3 separate regions of the Homo sapiens genome follow, and all the other regions are linked to region 3. The links are chromatin loops, found by intact Hi-C in ENCODE. Cell type or tissue: dorsolateral prefrontal cortex. All regions are shown on one strand. Region 1 overlaps ANKRD42 (ankyrin repeat domain 42). Region 2 overlaps PRCP (prolylcarboxypeptidase). Region 3 has its middle 16 kb from the start of FAM181B.

Region 1 (5,000 bases), 530 kb after region 3:
TTTGAAGTGTTTTGAGATGTAGATTTTTTTTTTTTTAGTGTTAGCCTTGGTCTAAGAGCCTAGCTGAAAGTTCTTAGATTCCTTGTAGTCTAGAAAAGTACCTCATGGTGGAAAAATTATTTCCTACTAATGACTTTTTTTTTTGTATTTTTAGTAGAGATAGGGTTACACCGTGTTGGCCAGGCTGGCCTCAAATTCCTGGCCTCAAGTGATCCACCTGCCTCCGCCTCCCAAAGTGCTGGGGTTACAGACGTGAGCCACCGCGCCTGGCCTCCCTTTTATTCTTTAAATGATTCTATCACATTGGCTTCTGTTTTTCTTGTACTTCATCAGGCATCCTTCTACTTTAGGGCCTTTGCACTTGTTCCTTTTGTCTGGAATGCTTTTCCTCTAATGTCTACAGGGTTATCTCTCTTATTTCCTTCAGGGCTTGGCTTAGAAGCCCCCTTCTCAATAAAGCCTTCCCTAGCCACTGTGTATGAAATGTTAAGCCCCTCTTCCACAACATTTTATACTACTCTTTCCTGCTTTATTTTTGTTTTCTCCTTTAGCACTTATTACCTTCCAACATACCATATATTTTACTTATTTATTTTCCTTGTTGTCTGCATATCTCTATTACTAAAGTAAGGTCCAGGAAGGCAGATTTTGGGCCTTTTGTTCACCACTGTATCCCCAATACCTAGGTCAGTGCTCATTCTTAGTAGACCCTTAATACATATTTGTTGAATAAATGATTTCTTTGTTTTATTTGCCTTAAATACAATGTATGAATGCTTTCCACTACTAAAAGTAATTATTAGTTGACATTGATGATTGATTTTTAAAAAATTTTGTTTTTGATAGGACCATCAAAGAACTGCAGGGCCAGCTGGAGTATGAACGACTACGTAGAGAAAAATTAGAATGTCAGCTTGATGAATATCGAGCAGAAGTTGATCAACTCAGGGAAACACTGGAAAAAATTCAAGTCCCAAACTTTGTGGCTATGGTTGGTGTCCTTTTTAATACATTTATTTTTCTCAAGAAGTATATACAAGAGTGGCCAAGAGTACAAGCTTTGGGCTGGGGCTCTTTGGACTTGAATCCTGGCTATAGTCTTTTTTGATTTGGGCTACTCATTTAACCTTTTTGTGCCTCAACTATAAACTGGAGATGATAACTTATACTTTCTAGAGCTGATGACAGGATTAAAGGAATACACACACACACACACACACACACACACACACACACACACTCTATATGTAACTATAACTTTCTAGATACATACACACATCTGTCTATCTATCTTCAAACAGCAGCCTAGTTCATAAGTATTATTGTTAACATTGTACCATAGAAGGAGAAAATGTTTTCATAAGTAATCAATCAGAATTCTAAGACAGCTAGAGGATATGTATATTTTAATATTCTAAATAACCAAAATAAAGTGCTTTGAATGGAATCCATATTTTCTTTCCATAGGGAAGTTTCTTCATCAATCATCATGGATGAATTAATTCTGTTTGAGGCTTGTGTCACCTCAAATCTGATCTATTAATATTATAGAATCTTCCTGGCTTCTTTTTATTTTGCACAAACTAGTCATTGGTCTCTTTAATAACCACTTTAAAAATATTAAAATAATAAAACATGTTTGTTGTATAGTGTTAAAAACAAGATAGATGTTCCTTCTGACACTAAGTTCCACTCTCCAGAGGAAGCTATTGTTAACAATTTAGTACATACCATATTAGACAAAATTCTATTTATCTGCAAACATGTATGTGTATTTCTATGCATATGCAAATATAACCACTTCCTCAGTTTCTCTGGGTTTTGGTGTCTCACCAGTGGTTGATTTTCCAAGAAATATAATTAACTATAATAATTAATCTATTCTCTTCATTTTGCAACCCTCTTCTTGTACGATCTTTAGCACATGGGGAAAATTTAGTATCAGAGAGGCCAGCTGTACAGTCATGTGTTGGTTAGAGGGCTAGAGGACACAGCACCATTTATAACTCACTGCTTCCAATCAAATCTGTTACCCCTCCACCTTGTGGCAGGGACTCTGTGACTCCCAGTCTCCTCAAAAGTAGAAAGGTAAGTTGTAAGTTGTTGTTCTTCGTTTTTTCTTTTTTTGGACAGGGTGTTGCTCTTGTCACCCATACTTCAATGCAGTGGTGCCATCATAGGGCACTGTAGCCTCGAACTCCCTAGGTTCAAGTGATCCTCTTGCCTCAGCCTCCCAAGTAGCTGGGACTGTAGGCATGCACCAACACACCTGGCCAATTAGTTTTTTTGTTTGTTTGTTTGTTTGTTTTGTAAGGACGGGATCTTGCTTTGTTGCCAAGGCTAAGTTGTTGTTCTTCAGCTGCCTAGGTGGGACAATCTTTTGGGGTGGTCACGCAAGCTGCACATTTTCTTTTGAGCCATTCCAAACTGTCTACTTTAGGAATGTTTCTGTCTTTTAGCTATTTAGAAATTCTCTTTGCTTACTCAGAAGCATCTGTTCTCAGGTTGGATCTGGTTTCATACTTCACAGTTTTGCTTCCCTAAAACTTCACTCTACCAACAATGTGTAGGCTTTCAGGAGAGCTGTCTCAAGGTCCCTGTGCTCAGAGTTCATTTTTTTTTGCATTCTTGCTTTAGGTTATACCTAATTTTTGTAAATAAGCAAATGTCACTGAGCTTTCATGGCAGCTGCAACTCTGGCACTGCTTATTTTCACTTGCAAAAGCTTGAATCTCAATTTCCTCATCTTTAAAATGAGGAATAATAATACCTACCTCATGGAATTGTATTGATGTTAAATGGAATATTGTGTAGAAATCCTGAATTTGGTTTCTAGCACGCAGAGGTATTCACTATATAGTAGTAGTCATTGTATTATTTACTCCCTTTCTTTTTTTCCATTTTCTATATTACAGATGAGTTGACATGGTCAGTGGATAAATAAATGTGTAGAGCCACATGCAGCTAAGGATAGGAAGAATTTATCTGGGAGTCTAATTATATGTAATGTATAAGTAAAATGAACTTTTCGTTCAGGATTATAAATACGGAATCCTCAAGAAGCTCTGACTAAGTCTTTCTCCTGCCACCTTCTGGTCAGGACCTATGATTGCATACTACTGTACCTTAAGATCCTCGGCCCCCAACATAATCTGCAATAGTATAATTTTTACTGAGAAAAAAAATTATTCGAATAGTTTCCTAGGATAGTTTGACATATATAAAGCACTTAAATGGTTTTTTGATAACAGCTGTTTTTATAGCACTTTCTCAGATATTATCTCATTTTAGTCTGCATCAACCCTATGAGGAGGTAGAATGATATATATATTTTTGATCCCATGTTATAAATGAGAGGGCAGAGGCTCAGAGAAGTTGAGAGTCTTGTTAGAGCATACAGCTAGTGTAAGGCAGGAGCAAACTCAGAATCTCTGTCTCCACATTATATTTTTCTAATACTTCTGTGGAAATGACTATCAAATCCATACTTAAGTACTGTGTCCCCACTAGGGATCCCCACCTGTATTTCCCACTGCTCGTCAACTGGACATTTCCACCCGAAATTCCTGGTGGTGCTTGAATTAAAAAAAAATGTCCAGAACCAAGCTCAATATCAAGACCAGATTCTCTCCCCTATCTCTGCATTTAAATTAATGGCATCACTATTTTCTCAACTACCCAGTCTTGGACTCTTAATGATTAGCCATGTTTTCTCCTTTAGATCATACAAAAAGCGAGTCCATCCTGTAGGTAGGAACATGTTCTCTACTTTCACTGCTTCCCTAGTTTAGGTTTCTATATCTTTCTATCTGAACTACTGTGATAGAATTTTGGTATTTACTCCTTCCCTATCCAAATCCATTTGACTCACAGTGGTCAGCTTGATTTTCTTGTCACTCCTTGGATTGAAAATCTTCCTTACCTGAATAAGTACTGATTCTTCAGTTTGACATTCAGCCTTAACCTACCTCACCAACTTTATTTTTGTCTGTTCTCCTATATATATATTAATAGCTTATTTTTTCTTAAGCTACCCTATGCTTTCCCATCATTAAGCCTTTGTTCAATTTGTCCATATACCTTGAAAACTGCCTGTTGACTCTGTAAAATCCCCTAGGAGCCATCTCATTTATCACCCCTTTCCTAGTCTCCCTGGTCACACGTGATCTCTCCTTCTATCAAGCACCTTGTACTGGTCTGAGGGCTTCTCGTCATCTGTATCACAGCATGATTGGGCACTTACTTTACCCGCAGTACTGAAAATCTAAGTTTTATAAGATCACTTAACTTATGTTAATAACATCATCTTAGTCATCATTAACAACAGGTTTTGAGTATGTTGGGCTTAGTGTTAAGACTTTATATTCAGCAGATACCATCTTCATTTTATAAATGAAGAAATCAACTCTCAGATAAAATAAACAATTTATAAAGTTACAAAGCTTGTTAGATGGCTAGCCATGATTTCAACCTGTCTAGCCCCAAGTCTATGCTTTTAACACCACTTGTTACTGCTATTATAAACCCCTCACATTCCCTCTTTCTGTGCTTTTAAGAACATTTATTTTGAAAATTTTTCTTTGAAAACTTTTGATGATAGCTTTTTAATTTTAGTAAATTAATTTAGTAAATTAATTTTAGGGTTAATTTACTTATGAAAACTTAAAAATTGGTAAGAATTTTGTTAAAATGTTACACTATAAGTTCAAACATATATTTCAAGATATGTCTTAAATTGGAAGTTGAGATGATAAAATATAACGTAGGATATCTTCATGACCTTGGGGTAGGAAAAAAATGTGTAGACTGGACTTCATTAAAATAAGACTTCAGTTCATCAAAGATTATATGAACAGACTTGAAAAGGCAAGCCAAAGTGTAGAAAAACATATTTCCTTTCTTTCTCTCTGCTTTTCTTTCTTCTCTCCTATCTGAAAAAGAAGTTGTATCTAGAATATATAAATCAACGTGAAAAAGACAGTCCAGTAAAAAAACTGGGC
Region 2 (5,000 bases), 150 kb after region 3:
TTTTACAAGACAATTGACAAGGCAATATCATGAGAAAGGACTATTTTAGATTAAATGAATTTTAAGGAACATAATAACCAGACATAATACATGACCCTGGATTGGATCCTAGTTTGAACAAACAAGATATACACAATGATGTAGGGACAAATGTGTAATTTTAATATGGACTAGTTATTAAATGATACAGGTTGAGCATCCCTAATCCAAAAATCCAAAATCCAAATGCTCCAAATCTGAAACTTTTGAGCACCAACATGATACTCAAGGGAAAGGCTCATTAGAGTATTTCAAATTTTGGATTTTCAGATTAGGTATATTCAGTCAGTAACCATAATATGACTATTACAAAATCAAAAAAAAAAATCCAAAAAAAAATCCAAAATCTGAAATGCTTCTGGTCCTAAGCATTTCAGAAAAGGAATACTCAATTTGACCTAAAGACTTGTTCATTTTGTCAAAAGTGTTCATATTGTTTTGGCTACATAAGAAAATGATTTCTTAAACGGAATTTTAAATATATTTTTGAGATTTCTTTTTACCCTTTGAGATTTTTTAACTTACTATTTAAAATGTAATTATCAAATACTATAACATGGTAAGATTCATGTACAACAATCTGAATTTACAGATTTACCCTGCAGCACAGAGTCTCACTGAGCCTTTAGCATCATGGGGGCTAAATTCCTCAGTGCTTTGGAAAGACAGAAATGAGAATGCAGCACCCAGTCTGGGTCAGACATAGGCTGTTCCAGCGCTGCTCCAGTCTCCCAGGAACAGTGCTTAGTTTTGACCTAAACCAGACCCTGTAAGACTTGCCTAGGTCATTCTAAAACAGATGGGACTTCCTGCACCCAGCTCTATCTACACACACAGTTCCCATTCATACCACTGGTCCCAAAACACAAGTGTCTCAAAACTTTACCTAACTGCAAACTTCCTGGTATCTATGATCATCACCATATGTAGTCCTAAAATATGATATTCTAATCTAAAGACTGTCTACTTTTCAGGAAAATAAGCAGTTTTTATGGACGAGGTATGTAATAATGATGTCCATGTGCTATAAACCCTTCCATTATACATGTTAATTTACTCAATCATTCACTCAACAAGAATCTATTGAATTCCTATTTTGGGCCAAGTACTAAGCTAAGCAATGGGATAAAGAGTTGGCTGAGCTGCAATCCCTGAATTTAACTTAAGCTAATTCAACTATATCCACTCAGCCTAAAAATGAAAGGGCAAGAAAGGCAGACAGACAGTGAAAGGAAGACGGATAAGTGATTCCACCTGCTTCCATTCAATTAGTACAGTGGTTCTCCAGGTGAGGTCCCCAGACCAGCAGTATCAGCTTCACCTGAGAACTTGCTGAAAATGCAATCCCCTTGGCTGAATCCCAGACCTACAGAATCAGAAACCATGAGGGTAAAACCCAGTAAACTGTGCTTTAACAAGCCGTACAGGTGATTCTGTAAAGTTTTGAAAACCACTGAGTTAGAATAAGCACCAAAATAGACATTAATTTGTTATTCCTTCTCTTGTTCTAGGTTTCAGAGTACCTGAAATACTGTAAGTATCTCATCATGCTGAATGAGACTCTGGTGTCTAAAGATTTGAATTACCACTGAACATACCCCCAAATATAAGCTAACTGTATCATTTGAAACTCAACATGAGAAACCACCACAGGAACACCTTTCGAAACTCAGCAGGTTTCAACAAGGGAGGAAAGACTGACTGTGTTGGACTTAAAGAAAGGAAGCTCATGGCTCTCTAACAAGATGCCTTCCCATGAGATTCTTGAAGATAATTTTGCCCTAATGATTTTCACCTCACCCACTGACTACAGAACTGAGTCTTCATGTAAACTGAGATATTGCCGTAGCCTTTAAAAGCATCCCACAAAGAAAAACATTAATAATCCAGTCTAAAATTTTCAGATTTGAAAACATGGGTATGTGTTTGTATATGTCATGCTAAATATAACTGATATAAAGTTCTTGCCAGAGAAACACTTCCATCTAGAATCACAAGGGCCACAAGAACTTCAGAACCAGAGAAAGCCAAATTCCCTTGTGTGGCCATGCCCAAGGTACTCCTGCTCCCAGCAATCAGCCTTGATTGTTAAGATTGGGGAAAAGAGAGAGGAACCCTGGCAAGAAAGCAGACTTCGGAGTTAAAAGACCTGAACTTGAATCTCTTCTAACTGTGAAGCCTCGGGCAAATTACTTAACCTCTCTGAACCTTAGTATCTTCCTGTATAAAATAAGGATAACCACATACAATTCAAAGGATTTCTGTGAGGATAGGGAAAATGCACCTAATGTACCAGGCATAGTTCCAGATATATACGTGCTTAAAAGATGTTAGTTCTCCTCTCTATCCCATTTGCACACCAATCCTAAGCACGGAGTACTTAGATGGGAGACAGATTAAGTTCTTCACAGAATTACAGGACCTTAGAATGTCAAAATCTCCTATTTTCTGAGTGCTTCACCTAGGTGCTAAACAACTGGAAATACGTAGTGAAATGTTCTTTGCACAACATGAATTTACAGAATTTCCTTGGCTCCTTCCTATCATCAAGGATATCAACTTCTGGCTAGATAACTAGATAGTTTTCAACACCTAATGGCCAGGCACACTAGGGGCAGCATGCCCTCTGCTGTTGAGAAGTGGGACCCACGTGCCACTCCCTGTTCTGGGCTCCTGAATAAAGATTTTATGAATTACAACACGGAAAGGTCACAAGGGCCTTAGAAACCATTCCGTCTGTGTTGCTCAACTGAAGAAATTAGGCTCGAAGAGGTCACATGACTTAGCCATGGTCACAAGGCAGAGGCAGAGCTAGAACTTTATTTTTGCAGTTTGGTTTATTGAACCAATTAAAATAAATAATAGCATGGTAAAGACAACACCGTATGACCTTGGAAAGGAAACAAACCTCTCTAGTCATGCACAGCAGTTCTTTCTAGCACGTGGTCCTAGAAATTTCATTTTTTCTTTTTTATAATTTTTTTTATGGCCCAAGAAATTTCAAAACATGCTTCCCCACTTTACCATGTGGAGGAGAAATAGATCTGTGAGAATGGGTAGGCAAGAAGAAAAGAGACCATCCTTTAAATGATGTTTATTGTATAAAAGTAATTATTTGGACTTTAAAACCACTCAAGAATAAAGTTCGCATCCAGAAAAATCAGTAGCAACATTACATCTGTTAGTTTTGATGGCAACTTGGGGACAGCGGGGGTGGGAGAGGTGGGGATGGGAGGGAATAACACAGAGCACCTACCACGTGTCTGCCACAGTGCTGTTGCTCTACACAGATCCCTTCACCATCTCGGCAGTTACCCTCTGGGGCCACTTTCATCACCCAGTTTTAAAATAAGAAGGCTGATGCTCAGAGAGGTCAGAGAGCTTGCCCAAGGTAATGTAACTAATAATTAGGAATCAAATGTAATTCTTTTCATGTGCTTTTAACCCCTACCCAATCCCGCCTCCAAGAAAACCCAGATCTTTATACTCCTTGCATTATAACACGCTCATGCAGATAAAGCTGACTATAAACTTCAACCCTCGGTAGGCGACACTTAAGAGTGAGTATCTTTCTCCTAAATTTGCAAAATGAAGGACAAATCTCCCAGCCATTTACTAACAGTTACATTGCAGAATATGTGGAATGTTGGTCTTTTCACTGACCTGACAATAATTGTTACTACACTACTATTGCTAACTCCATTAGGCCACTGATAAAACCAAAATCACATTGGCTCCTTCTTGGCAGCCTTCGGTTTTAGAAAATTCAGTATGCAGTTGGATTTATTCAGGCACCCAGACATCTAATAACAGTTAACTAAAATTTTACTAAAGATACAAAAAGTATACCCAGAGATATACATGACCAAAAAAATTAACTTACGCCTCCAATAAATCAAAGCACCTTAAAGGAGTTTTTCATGTGCTCTGGTTTCCAACTCTAATGCAGAGATCTAAAATAAAATAAGACCCTCTTTCTCCCATTTGATGTGTGTGTCTTATATTAATTTGGGGATTGTGGGGTTACATTCCATTAGAGTTCTTAAATGGAGACTGACAGCTTTCTGGGCAAGCTTGATATGCCCTGAAAGGATGGACACTTTTATGTTAGAAGAACACGGGTTCCCAAAGAAGGACTAAAACATGGAAGGAAGGTGGAGTTTAGACAAGCCCTAGATCTACAGTTGGAGAAGGATGGATGTCTAGGAGTGGATTCCTACTAAGTTGTCCCTCACACATGGGCACCCTAGAGGTAGGACAAGATCAGAGAGCAAGCCACATCTTATGAGTCAGATCTCTGGCTCTTGGATGACTCCTGGTTTATTTCTTCTTTATTATGTCAAGGCCTTTCAAAAACCCTGCTTAAATGTTCTACCTTTACTCATCCATACAATGAAGATACCAGAAAGTATTGGAGATTAAATTTGACTTAAAGAATTAAAGAGGAAACGGTATCCCCCAGTGAGTGTAGTGGTAGCAAAGGAAATGTTTACAAGTCCCTCCAAGAGGAAGGTGAGTCCAAGAAGATACTGTCCTCCCTTCCCACGAAGATGCTCTCGTCATTGCCAACCTTAGAGGGTCGAGCTTCCATCTTAACAAAAAGGGTGGAAGTCCTCTCAGAGATATGCTTCAAAGGCAATCATCTTCGTATGTAATAAGACACTGCTCCTCTTTACACATACTTCTATAAGTGTTAACCAGGAGACAGAACTGCATTCCCTGACTCCTATGCTTTTTTTTTCCTAACATGCCCCTAATCTTAAAAATGAGACTCTTAGAAATAAATTTATTTAAAGAGAAAATGGTAAATGAGAAAGGGAAGCAAATAAGTGATAATGGGAGAGTCCATCATGGGGAAAATTTAGTGCCCCAGCCTCCTATACTCAGATGGTTTGAAAGGCAAGAACACAATAGCTACCACAGTGCCCTTGTACATGGCAGATACTTTATAGATAATTGTT
Region 3 (5,000 bases):
CTACTACATTCCTACGCCATATTGTCCAACCTTTTGCTCCTAGGCTACAAATCTGTACAACATGTTACTATACTGAACACTGTAGGCAATTGTAACACCATGGCATTTGTATATCTAAACATAGAAAAGTACAGTAAAAATACGATATTATAATCTTACGGGACCACTGTCCTAGATGCAGTCTGACACTAACTGAAATGCTATGCAGTGCACAATTGTATTTTTATTAATTGCTTTTTCTCCTGGACTTTTGACTATGTTGCCTGTAACTGCCCCTTCATATGATGACAATGGCTGTATAACATTTTCAATAGAGAGAATATAAAATTGTCTTACCTTTAGCATGAGTGATTGATTTTTTAAATTATTCGTCTTTCCTCTAGCATGGGTGATTAATAGTTTAAGAAAGTGTTTCTCACCTTCACAATTTGTAATTGGCTGTGCCATATAAATTTTTAGAATTGTTGTTATATGTGGGAAGAGGTCTATCAATTCTTTCATATTTGAACTGTAAGATTTCACTGTATTTCAAATTTTCTTATGTAGTGGCTAGTCTTAAATCATTCTTGAGTTGATTACACTCATTAACCAGTTTGTTGTTGATGTTCTTGCCATAGTGGCGTATTGTGAGCTTTATGGGTCTGAATTTTACACCAAATCAGCAAGAAATTGAAATCATTTCTGATGTGTGCATATGATTTACTCCTCTTCAGTAAATGGATTACCAAGTAATCCAAGAGCCTACTAACTATTTCTATTTGCAATTTATCTTTTCCTCTAATGAATTACTGTGCTGGGTACTATCTGAAGAATTTTTTGTTACAACTCACTTCTTAAAGTCAGGTCTTTTCTTATTTTTATCTCTTATTAATTGTTTTTCTTTAATATTCCATTACTTTTATCTGAATTTTCTCTCTGTTCTTTAATAGCTAAATTTAAAGTGTCAAAGAAGGTCCAAATCAAAAATCCATAATTTCTCCTTTTTCTATTAAGACATTCCAGAATATCTTTTGGAAATTCAATTTAAATGCTGTATTCAAGCTTTATCAACTAAGCTAGTCCCATGAAAAAAGGAGATAAAATATAAAGTATATTTAAAATTGTATATGGTTTTAAAAATTACCAAGTGTGTCCTGACAGGAATGAAATTCAATTTTGACAAAGCATCAATAAGAACTAAATTCTCTGCTTACAATTTTACACATCAGAATGGATTAGAAGAAATTTCTATAGACTAGTTTCTGACTCCATACATTTCAAGCCTTGTTTCTCCCCTCTGCTCACATTTTCCCTGAACCAGGCACCCTGAACAGACTCTATTATAGTACAACCTCTGACCTTGCATCATGTTTTCACAGCTGCACAGTGGGCAGAGTACTATCCCTGGAAACCATTCTTATACCAGAACAGCTAGCAATAACTCTGCATGAAAGAGACAGAAAACCACGACAATGCAACAACTACACTCAGACTAAATGTATCCCCACTCAACTTCCCTGAGCTGGGTCCCCAAAATGTCCATGCTTCCCCAACGCCATCCAACACAGAGTAAAATGTGATGGAGCGGAAGTTGACAAGGAAAGAGGCAGCACACCTAACCAATTGCATGCAGTTGAAAATATCTTACTTTTGCAAATTTCACAAAACATAACCATGAGAACACATTGCCAGGGGACCCCCCCCCCCACCCACTTCCTCACATGCACACCTTGGACCTTGGAAAGGGCCTACGCAAATGAAGATCCCTGAAGCTAGAGCTTCATTGGCTTCACGGTAAATCTGTCTCTGATTTTCATAGTTAACTTGACTAACAACAACTATATTCGTTAAGGTAACCCTAAATGGTATAACAAACAAACAAACACAAAGATGCATAATAGCTCAAAGACACTTAGAGGTTTACTTCTTGCTATGGAAAGTCCAAAAGAGGTGTTCTTCATGGACAGGTAGCTCTCCTCCAAGTGGTGACTTGAAGACCCAGATTCATTGCATCTTGTGATTCCATCTTCAACACATGAATCCCAAAACTGCCATGCTCATCTGCATCACACCACAAAAGGACAAATGACTTGGAGATTTCTATGTAGAGAGTTCTATGGACCAGACTCACAAGTGATGTGTATCACTTCCGCTCACATTCCATCACCTAAGACTCAGTCACAGGCCGGGCATGGTAATCTCAGCACTTTGGGAGGCAGAGGCGGGAGGATCACTTGAGGTCAGGAGTTTGAGACCAGCCTGGCCAACGCGGTGAAACCCTGTCTCTACTAAAAATACAAAAATTAGCCAGGCATGGTTGGGGGTGCCTCTAATCCCAGCTACTCAGGAGGCTGAAGCAGGAGAATCGCTGGAAGCTGGGAGATGGAGGTTGTAGTGAGCCGAGATCATGGCACTGCACGCCAGCCTGGGCGACAAGAGTGAGACTCCATCTCAAAACAAAAAAAAAAGACTCAGTCACATGGACACAACTAACTGCAAGCCAGGAGCTGAGAAAGGAAACCAAGGCTTTGTAGCAGCTCAAGTCTGTAGAGGTTCCCAGTTTTCCTCCAACATCACTCTGAAGTCCAGGGTTACAAGCAGGGACAGTGGACACTTACATCAATCCTTTTCTATGGTTGCCCGGGCAGGCACAAATTTAGGAGAGGAAAAAAATAAAATCCCTTTCCATTATCTCTGTTCCAGTGAAGTTACTGGCAAAAGCCAGCGTCGTTTGTATGTGCAACCACTAGATGGCTCTTTAGGCCTTTGGATTCCCCAAGTTTTTGTTAGATGCTTTTCAGCCAAGCAGTTTGAAAGGATTCTCCAGTCATCTGAGCAGAGTTATAAATGGCCCTATTCTTCCTAGCCTCACCCCAAGAATGGACCTGGGCCTGCCTCCACCTCGGGAGGATTGGCAACCAAGATAAAAGAGAAGTCAGTGCTGTTAAGCAGAGCATGGGGAAGTCCGTTGGAAGCAGAGACACTGAGCCCAGAAGGCTTGGCCAGAGGCGCAGCTCTGCTCAGAAAGCTCAGTGGAATGTGGCCTCACAGTACCTGTTTTATTGTCTGTTAAATAGAAAATACACTGCTACTTTAATTTAATACAGGTGTCCTGCTTTTCCAAGTGCCTTTACAAACACCGTCTACTTTTGTCCCCATAACATCCCAGTCAGGCCAGCATTAGGCATTATGGGTCCCACTTTGCAGATGGTGAAACTAAGGGACTAAAATGTCAAATAACTTGCCCAATGAGGTCACGAGGCAAGTTATCCTTTTCATGGTTTCGTGCTTTGCATTTTGTAAAACACTGCCAATGCTTTGGCTTCCTCATTTCTCACAACAGCATATGAAAGCAAGACAAGCATTGCCATCACTATCTTCATTCTATAGAGGGGGAAAAATGCTAAAATCTAGTGAGGTTGAAGCAATCTGTTCATCTTGGCAGCATTCATGCTATAACTCTCCTTTCCAGATCTCCCTGTTAAAATTAGATTTTCAGGCTTAACACCAATTACTTTTCTGGAACAAAAGGGCCAATTCTCTCCGCTTATGGTCACATACAAAGTATAAATATTTAAATTCTTTTTAAATTTAGAAAAGACTTCTTTTATCTCTTCTATAGTTTCTTTAAACATGAAACCATAATTTTCGCCAATGTCAAGATTAGCTCTGTCTTTTGCATGCTTTCGTTGTGCATTTTGTCAACTACGTGAATAAAGAGAACAGAAACATAAAGGCATTGACGGAGACTGAGGAGCAAGCAGGTAAGAGAATGTGTGGCCAGTCCTTGGCGCCTCTGTGAGAAGCATCTGGACAGAGCAGTGGCTTCCAACTGTGCTCACCCCAGGCCCAGCTGCATCAGTCACATCTGTGAGTCTGGGGAAGAACTGGGCTGTTTTTCAAGTCCTCCTCTTGTCCCAGGAGATTCAGAATCACAGGCAGCACTGAGGACAATTCTGTTCTCCAAAAGAAGATCCAGCACTAGAAGTCCACGGTTTGCTCTTCTGTTTGAAACTTGCCTCTTAGCCAAAGGAAGATGAAAATCTCAGAGGAAATATCAAAGTGACCTAAAAGTCAGCTACAAGTATTAAACACAGTCAAATACAGTTAAATAAATAACAGGACTTGGATCTTCCTCAGACTCCAGATGAAATGGAAATAAATTCATAGCTAAAGGGGAGATTTTATTCTCCAACCATTGGATTTTCAGATCCTACTGACATTTACTAAGGCCTTGCATTTGGCAAATGCTATGCTGGAGGCTGTTTATATTTCAGTTCATCTTCACAACCACCATGTGGAAACATCACATGTCTCCATTCTAGAGATGAGAACGAACACTGATACTCAGAAATGATGATGTGACTGTCCTATCCAGCACTAGTGAGCATCAGCATTGGTTACATCCAGGTCTTAGAAATAACAGTATCTACCAGTACCTGGGAACCTGCTATATGCCTGGCCCTCAGCAGTAGCTACCTACCTGATTTCTAATTCTCACACTAACCCTGAAAAGCAGGGAATATTGTTATTCCCACTTTCCAGATGAGAAAACTGATGCTTAGAAAGGTTCGGTAAGTCTACAAAATGGCATCAGTAAGAAAAGGCAGAGTGAAATTTAAACCGGTTCAGTCTAGGCCGGTGACCACTGCAGTGTGCCAATTCCAGGTCCAAGGCGGCTCTTGTAGCTGCTGCTGTTGTGTTGTTGTTTCACCACCTTTTACTGTCATTCAACTTGCTCTCAGCAGTTGGTGTGTAACCTGTAGAAACCTGTAGGAACAAAGGTAAGGTCCTCCCAGCTGAACGGTGGCCCTGCTCAGAGGAAGGATAATAAAGTCATGCTGCAGCGCTTCCTGTTTCCTCATGCCATTATATGGACAAGATTGGCTTTTCTTACGATGTTCTGGCAGCAACCCATGACCCAGACCTGTGCCAATGTGATTCAGATACCGTCCAAGTTCTGGGCTACTGTTCAAATATGTCCTGAGTTCCTCTGGGCCACTTTATCCCCTGCCATGTAC

Evidence for each region. Hi-C counts contacts between places; a loop is a spot of excess contacts. Peaks named below come from ENCODE experiments on the same cell type or tissue, not always from the same donor. Only the 100,000 strongest peaks of a DNase experiment are listed, where the experiment ranks them.
Region 1: it touches region 3 in a loop (3-fold over the local background); 38 of 110 quality-filtered maps call a loop at or near these places.
Region 2: it touches region 3 in a loop (16-fold over the local background); 76 of 110 quality-filtered maps call a loop at or near these places.

The regions. Positions count from the first base shown.
Region 1 is chr11:83,247,097-83,252,096 of GRCh38, forward strand. It overlaps ANKRD42 (ankyrin repeat domain 42), which reads left to right. Exons shown (of 11, transcript NM_001300975.2): 11 at 847-1,875. The coding sequence ends at 1,108. Among named protein-coding and RNA genes, the nearest start is that of CCDC90B-AS1, 37 kb to the right of the region's middle. In dorsolateral prefrontal cortex, CTCF peaks have their summits at 3,074 (motif pointing left) and 3,274; no DNase peak of the experiment used is centred here.
Region 2 is chr11:82,861,722-82,866,721 of GRCh38, forward strand. The region is part of intron 1 of PRCP (prolylcarboxypeptidase); the gene reads right to left. Among named protein-coding and RNA genes, the nearest start is that of PRCP, 36 kb to the right of the region's middle. In dorsolateral prefrontal cortex, CTCF peaks have their summits at 2,675 (motif pointing left) and 2,882; a DNase peak (open chromatin) is centred at 2,680; H3K27ac peaks cover 3,692 bases.
Region 3 is chr11:82,715,679-82,720,678 of GRCh38, forward strand. No RefSeq gene overlaps it. Among named protein-coding and RNA genes, the nearest start is that of FAM181B, 16 kb to the right of the region's middle. In dorsolateral prefrontal cortex, CTCF peaks have their summits at 2,697 (motif pointing right), 2,901 and 3,884; DNase peaks (open chromatin) are centred at 2,833 and 3,823; H3K4me3 peaks cover 1,670 bases; H3K27ac peaks cover 2,932 bases.